2 separate regions of the Homo sapiens genome follow, and region 2 is linked to region 1. A link is a loop called in an ENCODE intact Hi-C map of the cell type or tissue named here. Cell type or tissue: endothelial cell of umbilical vein. All regions are shown on one strand. Each heading gives the region's core, and the rest is flanking DNA. Links, peaks and the distances in the headings are about the cores only. Region 1 holds the start of TUBB2B (tubulin beta 2B class IIb). Region 2 overlaps WRNIP1 (WRN helicase interacting protein 1).

Region 1 (2,903 bases), core at 216-2,715:
AGAGGTCACGTCACCTCGCCAACGGCCCTTCCGAAGTGTGGGGCGGCGCGCTTCAGTCATCGAATTGCAGGGAACAGGTTGTGCAGTGAACGTTTCTGACACCCTTTCCCCTCCCGCCCTCAAACGCACGCAGGATTAGTCTCTCTCTCTCTCTCTTTCTCTCTCTCTCTCACACACACACACACACACGCGCGCGCGAAAAGTAACAAAGAGACCAGTTCCTGCCTCAGTACCTAGAGACTGCGGATCTGAAGGGAGGGTCTGTGCTCCAAGTCTGTGCACGCGCTCGTGCGAGTGCGCGTGGGTCTTGGGTCGTCTCGCGCGCGCTGGGCTGCAGTTTTTAGTCGTATTCCCCACCCTTCAACCGCAGCACGAAGCCTCGGACCTCCAGGTCGCCGCGATGGAAGATAAGAAAGTTTGTTACTCGGGCTTGGGCCACCCTTGGAACCCACCCTCTTACTTGACAATAGATGAACTGAATCCGAGGGCGGGGTGGGGGGGTGGGGCGCCTGTCGTGTGGTTTTAAATACTGGGTTACACAGCGTATCCCACGTTTCTGAGAGCCCTTTGTTCCGCCGACAGCCCCGCCCCCGGGACCCCACCCTCTTTCTGCCCTCCGGACGGTCAGTGCAGCGCCACCGGCCACTCCCACTCCATCACTAGCGAGCAACAAAAGTCAACCCCCGGGGCAGAGGGCTCCTGGGTACCAGCAGGGGCGTTATGCACTCCCGGAGAGGGTCGGGCAGGGCTGAGGGGCTCCGAGGTCGCTTCACCCCTAGATGCTGCGGCGCAGTGAGAGGAGCTACCAGCCCAAGACAGACAAAGGAGAAAGCAGGCCCACGCTGGGGCGGGGGCGGAGGCCGCGCTGGTGTTCATGGGCCGCAGGTGTCCCGGTTGCCATCAAGCACGACTTCCTTCTGGGGCCACCTGTCCTCCCCCAGGCCTCTGTGAGACGGAGCGCCGCCTGGGCAGTCGCTGGCCTCCAGGGTTGAGGAAAAAGACGGTGGTCTCACCAGGGGCAGTTGGCTGGAGGGACTCTGGCCAGTGGCCGAGTAGGAGCCGCAGTCCGAGGTGGCGGAGCAGCCTGTGCCACCTCAGCCCTCCCACCTGCCGGCACTGGAGCACCTGACGGCTTCTCCACATGCTCCAGTCCTCCATCGTTCCCATCCGGTGCCAGCTCTGCCCCCACCCCGGTCAGGACGCGCTGGTGGCCCTCGCCTCGCCGCCCTCTCACCCTCCTTTTCTTCACTGTTCCCCCATATCCCCATACCCAGACCCCCACCACAGCCCCAGACAATGCGCACGCCCCCACCATACTCCCGGTAGCCCCCACCCCTCTCCCGGTCGGCACGCCCGCTCTGATTGGCCGCGGGCCGGTGGTCCAGCCCCCCGGACGGTCCCTAGGGCTCGGAGCATTACGTCAGCCGGGCCTGGAGAGCGCCAGCGCGAAGGGGACTGGGGGGCTCGGGCTGGGGGCGCGGCCTGTGCCGGCCGCCCCACCCTCCTTGCATAAAAGCCGGAGCCCGCGGGGCCGGCGCTCTCAGCCCGTCGGTTCCCGAGCGCCTTCCCGGTGACCCCGCAGTGGGTGTGTGAGGGGAGGACGGACAGACCCAGACGCCGCCGGACCAGGAGGACGCTGACGAGGCACCATGCGTGAGATCGTGCACATCCAGGCGGGCCAGTGCGGCAACCAGATCGGCGCCAAGGTGGGCGCGCCGCAGCGGAGGGGGTCCAATGGGGGCGCGAACCTGGGCCGAGAGCCCCTCGGGGTCCCCAGGCGCGGTCCTGGGAAGGCCTGGGGATCGCCAAATGCAGACCTTCCTGGCCGCTTTGTGCCGCCGAGTGTGGCCTGGGCTAGGAGGTGACTTTCGCGGACGGAGGGGGCACCTCTCTTTCTTTCTGCTGTAACTCATTTGGAGTCCCCGTCACCCCCTCGGCCTCCCTCCGCGCTGGCTGCTTGGCAGGCACGCGTGCCTGGAGAAGACGAGGGTGTGTCCGCGAGGCTGTGCGCGGCGCTCCGCGCGAGGGGCTGGGACACCAGGAGGATTAATTGTACTCGCTTGAACCGGAGTCGAGCTGCCGGGGGAGGGGAGGAGAGCGATTGTCTTGCGGTCTCAGGACGTGCTTTGAATCTAAAACCGCGGTCCTTTAGCTCCTTTGCGTTCCTCTTTCCCCGCCCACCCGCTCCTGGCGGGCTGCAGTCCCTGTGCCCTCGCCTCCTGCCGCAGCCTGGGGCTGCGACCAGTGCGCCAAGCTCCGCCACTGCCCGGCTTTGGCTGGTCCTTACCCCCTCGACCCCTACCTCCCCCCGCGAGCGGCAGCTGTTTGCCTGGGAAACGCCCAGTTTCAACTTTCTGAACCTGCAAAATACAAGCCCCGCGGCTGTGCCCGGGTCACGACGCCCTTTAAAGCTTCAAGCTCCTGAAATGTTGGGTTGTCGGAACTGAGTCGGGGACATTTCATTGTGAGCCTTGGCGTTTCTGGGGGCATCGTTCATGGCTAAATGCAGCCTTTCTGTCTCAGTTTTGGGAGGTCATCAGTGATGAGCATGGGATTGACCCCACTGGCAGTTACCATGGAGACAGTGATTTGCAGCTGGAGAGAATCAATGTTTACTACAATGAAGCCACTGGTAATCACCCTTGCCCCACCCCCACTCCCTTCAGTTTTTCCACCTTCTCCCCTTTCCCTTGCGTGGGACCCCAGGGGTGTGGCCCTGGGAGAGGGTGGACTATTCAGTTTAGGATCCCCGCTCTTTCCCTGCAGTATTTCATTGGGCTTCCTTATGCCAACAGAGCCCTTTGAGAACCTGATGGTGGGTCTCCCTTTGTTTGGGGCAACATCTGCATGATGGCAGCAGGCGCCAAGCCCTTCTCTGCAGAGGTCCTTGCCTGAGGGTCTAA
Region 2 (2,903 bases), core at 120-2,619, 440 kb after region 1:
ATCACTTATCTGTTGGCTTGAGTTACGATGCTCACATATCGTCCTGGCATAAATTCACACCTGTGCCTTGACCACCACTGGGATCCGTCCCTTGGGAAACTGGCAGGAGTGAGTCATGACGGAAAAGCTTGTTGAGGAGTTAATGTCACCTCCGGTTACATCACAAGCACACTTCTTATTTGGAAGTAACTCCATCCCCCAACAAAAATTTTTTTTTTTTTTTTTTTTTTGAGACGGAGTCTCGCTCTGTCGCCCAGGCTGGACTGCGGACTGCAGTGGCGCAATCTCGGCTCACTGCAAGCTCCGCTTCCCGGGTTCACGCCATTCTCCTGCCTTAGCCTCCCGAGTAGCTGGGACTACAGGCGCCCGCCACCGCGCCCGGCTAATTTTTTGTATTTTTAGTAGAGACGGGGTTTCACCTTGTTAGCCAGGATGGTCTCGATCTCCTGACCTCGTGATCCACCTGCCTTGGCCTCCCAAAGTGCTGGGATTACAGGTGTGAGCCACCACGCCTGGCCTGTAAAAATGTTATTTTTAAAGAATCAAAATTGGCCAGGCACAGTGGCTCATGCCTGTAATCCTAGCATTTTGGGAGGCTGAGGCAGGCGGATTGCCTGAGCTCAGGAGTTCGAGACCAGCCTGGGCAAGACAGTAAAACCTTGTCTTTACTAAAATACAAAAAAATTAGCCAGGCGTGGTGGTGTGTGCCTGTAGTCCCAGCTACTCAGGAGGCTGAGGCAGGAGAAGTGCTTGAACCCAGGAGGTGGAGGTTGCAGTGAGCCGAGATCGCGTCATTGCACTCCAGCCTGGGCAAAAGAGCACAAGCCTCCGTCTCCAAAAAAAAAAAAAAAAAAATCAAGAAAAAACTGGGCTATACATTTCTTAATGAAATACTAGTAAAGATAATGGATTGGACCCACATGTGATTTTATTTCCTCCTAAGCCTCCACCAAAAATACAGTAAAGGAATCCTTAAAATCCATCAATCCTTGAAAGTGAGGAGAACAAGTGAGATAATGGCAACATGATGCTGGAGGTGGAAACATGGCGGGCAAATGGTAACTGACCTGGCAAGTCGAGTGGGGAATGCCAAGGCATCAACGTGGCAGACGTCTCAGAGGCTTGGGAGGTGGCAGCAGGTAAGGAAGAGGAAGATGGGTCTCCAGACACCCTCTCCTACTCCAGGCCAGGGGAAGATCTCTGAACCAGAGGGGCCCAGATAGAGCCAGGGGCTTGGGTACCATTTCAGTCAGAAGATCAAAGTGGTAGGCACATACTGAGTGATGTATGACGACTTTCCTCTTTCCCCACCTGGCGCTGAGAACGCAGGGAGCCATGCCTTGACCTACTTGACTGAAAAGATGAGCCTGACCCTACCTACCGTCTAGTCCCAACACTGCGGCAAGGGATCCCTATAACATCAAAGTCTCATCATGACACTCTTTGAGGGAAACCTTGAGTAAAAGCCAAAGTCCTTCCCATGACCTAAAAGGTCCCACCTTATCTGAAGCTCCATGATCCTCGGCCTCGACTTCTACCACTCTTTCCTCCCCTCCGGCTAGACTGGTCTCCTTACTGGATGCTGAACCCACCCAGCCTTCCATCCTCCCTCGGCGCCTTTGCACTTGCTTTTCCCTCTGCCTGGGATGATCCTTTCCCGGGTGTCTGAAAGGCACATTCACTTCCTTGAAGTCTTGACTCAAACACTTTCTTGGTGAGATCCACCTTGGCTACTCTACTAAAACTGCACCCATACCTCCCCTTTCCATATTCAATCTTTCATTCATTTTCTCCTTAGCATAGCACTTATCACTATTTGGCATATTAACATATTATTTTTCATACCATAGGCTTTAAGAACACAGAATTTTTGGTCTCTTCTGCTCACTGATGTGTTTTAACATCAACAAGAATGCTCAGCATAAAACAGGCACTCAATATTTATTGAGGCCGGGCGCGGTGGCTCACGCCTGTCATCCCAGCACTTTGGGAGGCTGAGGTGGGTGGATCACCCGAGGTCAGGAGTTCGAGACCAGCCTGACCAACATGGTGAAACCCCCGTCTCTACTAAAAATACAAAAATTAGCCTTGTGTGGTGGTGTGCGCCTGTAATCCCAACTACTTGGGAGGCTGAGGCAGGAGAATCGCTTGAACCTGGGAGGTGGAGGTTGCAGTGAGCCGAGATCGCATCATTGCCCTCCAGCCTGGGAAAAAGAGCAAGAGTTGGTCTCATAAATAAATAAATTTATTGAATAAAAAAAGAAACTTCCCTAGAACTGAAAGGAGTTTCCAGATTGAAAGGCCCAACAAGTACCCAGTGCAGACTTTTAAAACACGGGGAGCAAAGACAGAAGAGTCTACAAGTTGATAGAGGTTACAAACAAAAGACCACACACATCAGGATGCCTTCAAACTTGACAACAATGTGGGAAAGTGTAAAACAATGCACAAGTAATTTCTTACCTACAATTTATTACTAGCCAAACCCTCAGACACGTCTGAAGGTACAATAAAAGCATTTTGAGTCTCCTGAGGTCTAAAAATACTTTTCCTCCACACACCCCTGCTCCATAAAGCTACTAGAGGGTACATGCCACCTGTGCCAGAAAGCAGTCAGTCCTGTCATCAGATGGGGTGCAGGGAGAAGCAGAGGAAAGCTCCAGGGTGATGATGAAGGGAGATTCTGGGGATGGCAACTGCACACTGCAGTGCAACCACTCCAGACAGAAGGAGGGAGGCCAGTCGGGCCAAGCCTCTGCAACATACAGTCCCTCCAGCCTGATAAAACTACTAGAGGATGGGTTGCACTGAAATAGCGGAATAAACCAGTAAGGCGGGATGGAGCATCCAGAAAATGGGCATCTCACTCAGAATAAAGGCAGAGGACGTCCCAGGCCAACAGC

Evidence for each region. Hi-C counts contacts between places; a loop is a spot of excess contacts. Peaks named below come from ENCODE experiments on the same cell type or tissue, not always from the same donor. Only the 100,000 strongest peaks of a DNase experiment are listed, where the experiment ranks them.
Region 2: it touches region 1 in a loop (9-fold over the local background); 1 of 110 quality-filtered maps calls a loop at or near these places.

The regions. Positions count from the first base shown.
Region 1 is chr6:3,226,290-3,229,192 of GRCh38, reverse strand. TUBB2B (tubulin beta 2B class IIb) reads left to right here and starts at 1,540. Exons shown (of 4, transcript NM_178012.5): 1 at 1,540-1,706; 2 at 2,524-2,632. The coding sequence starts at 1,650. RefSeq lists a silencer at 1,344-1,633 and enhancers at 1,238-1,896, 1,897-2,557. In endothelial cell of umbilical vein, for the core only: no CTCF peak of the experiment used is centred there; no DNase peak of the experiment used is centred there; H3K4me3 peaks cover 493 bases; H3K27me3 peaks cover 1,941 bases.
Region 2 is chr6:2,786,244-2,789,146 of GRCh38, reverse strand. WRNIP1 (WRN helicase interacting protein 1) reads right to left here. Exons shown (of 7, transcript NM_020135.3): 7 at 2,195-2,903. Among named protein-coding and RNA genes, the nearest start is that of WRNIP1, 22 kb to the right of the region's middle. In endothelial cell of umbilical vein, for the core only: no CTCF peak of the experiment used is centred there; no DNase peak of the experiment used is centred there.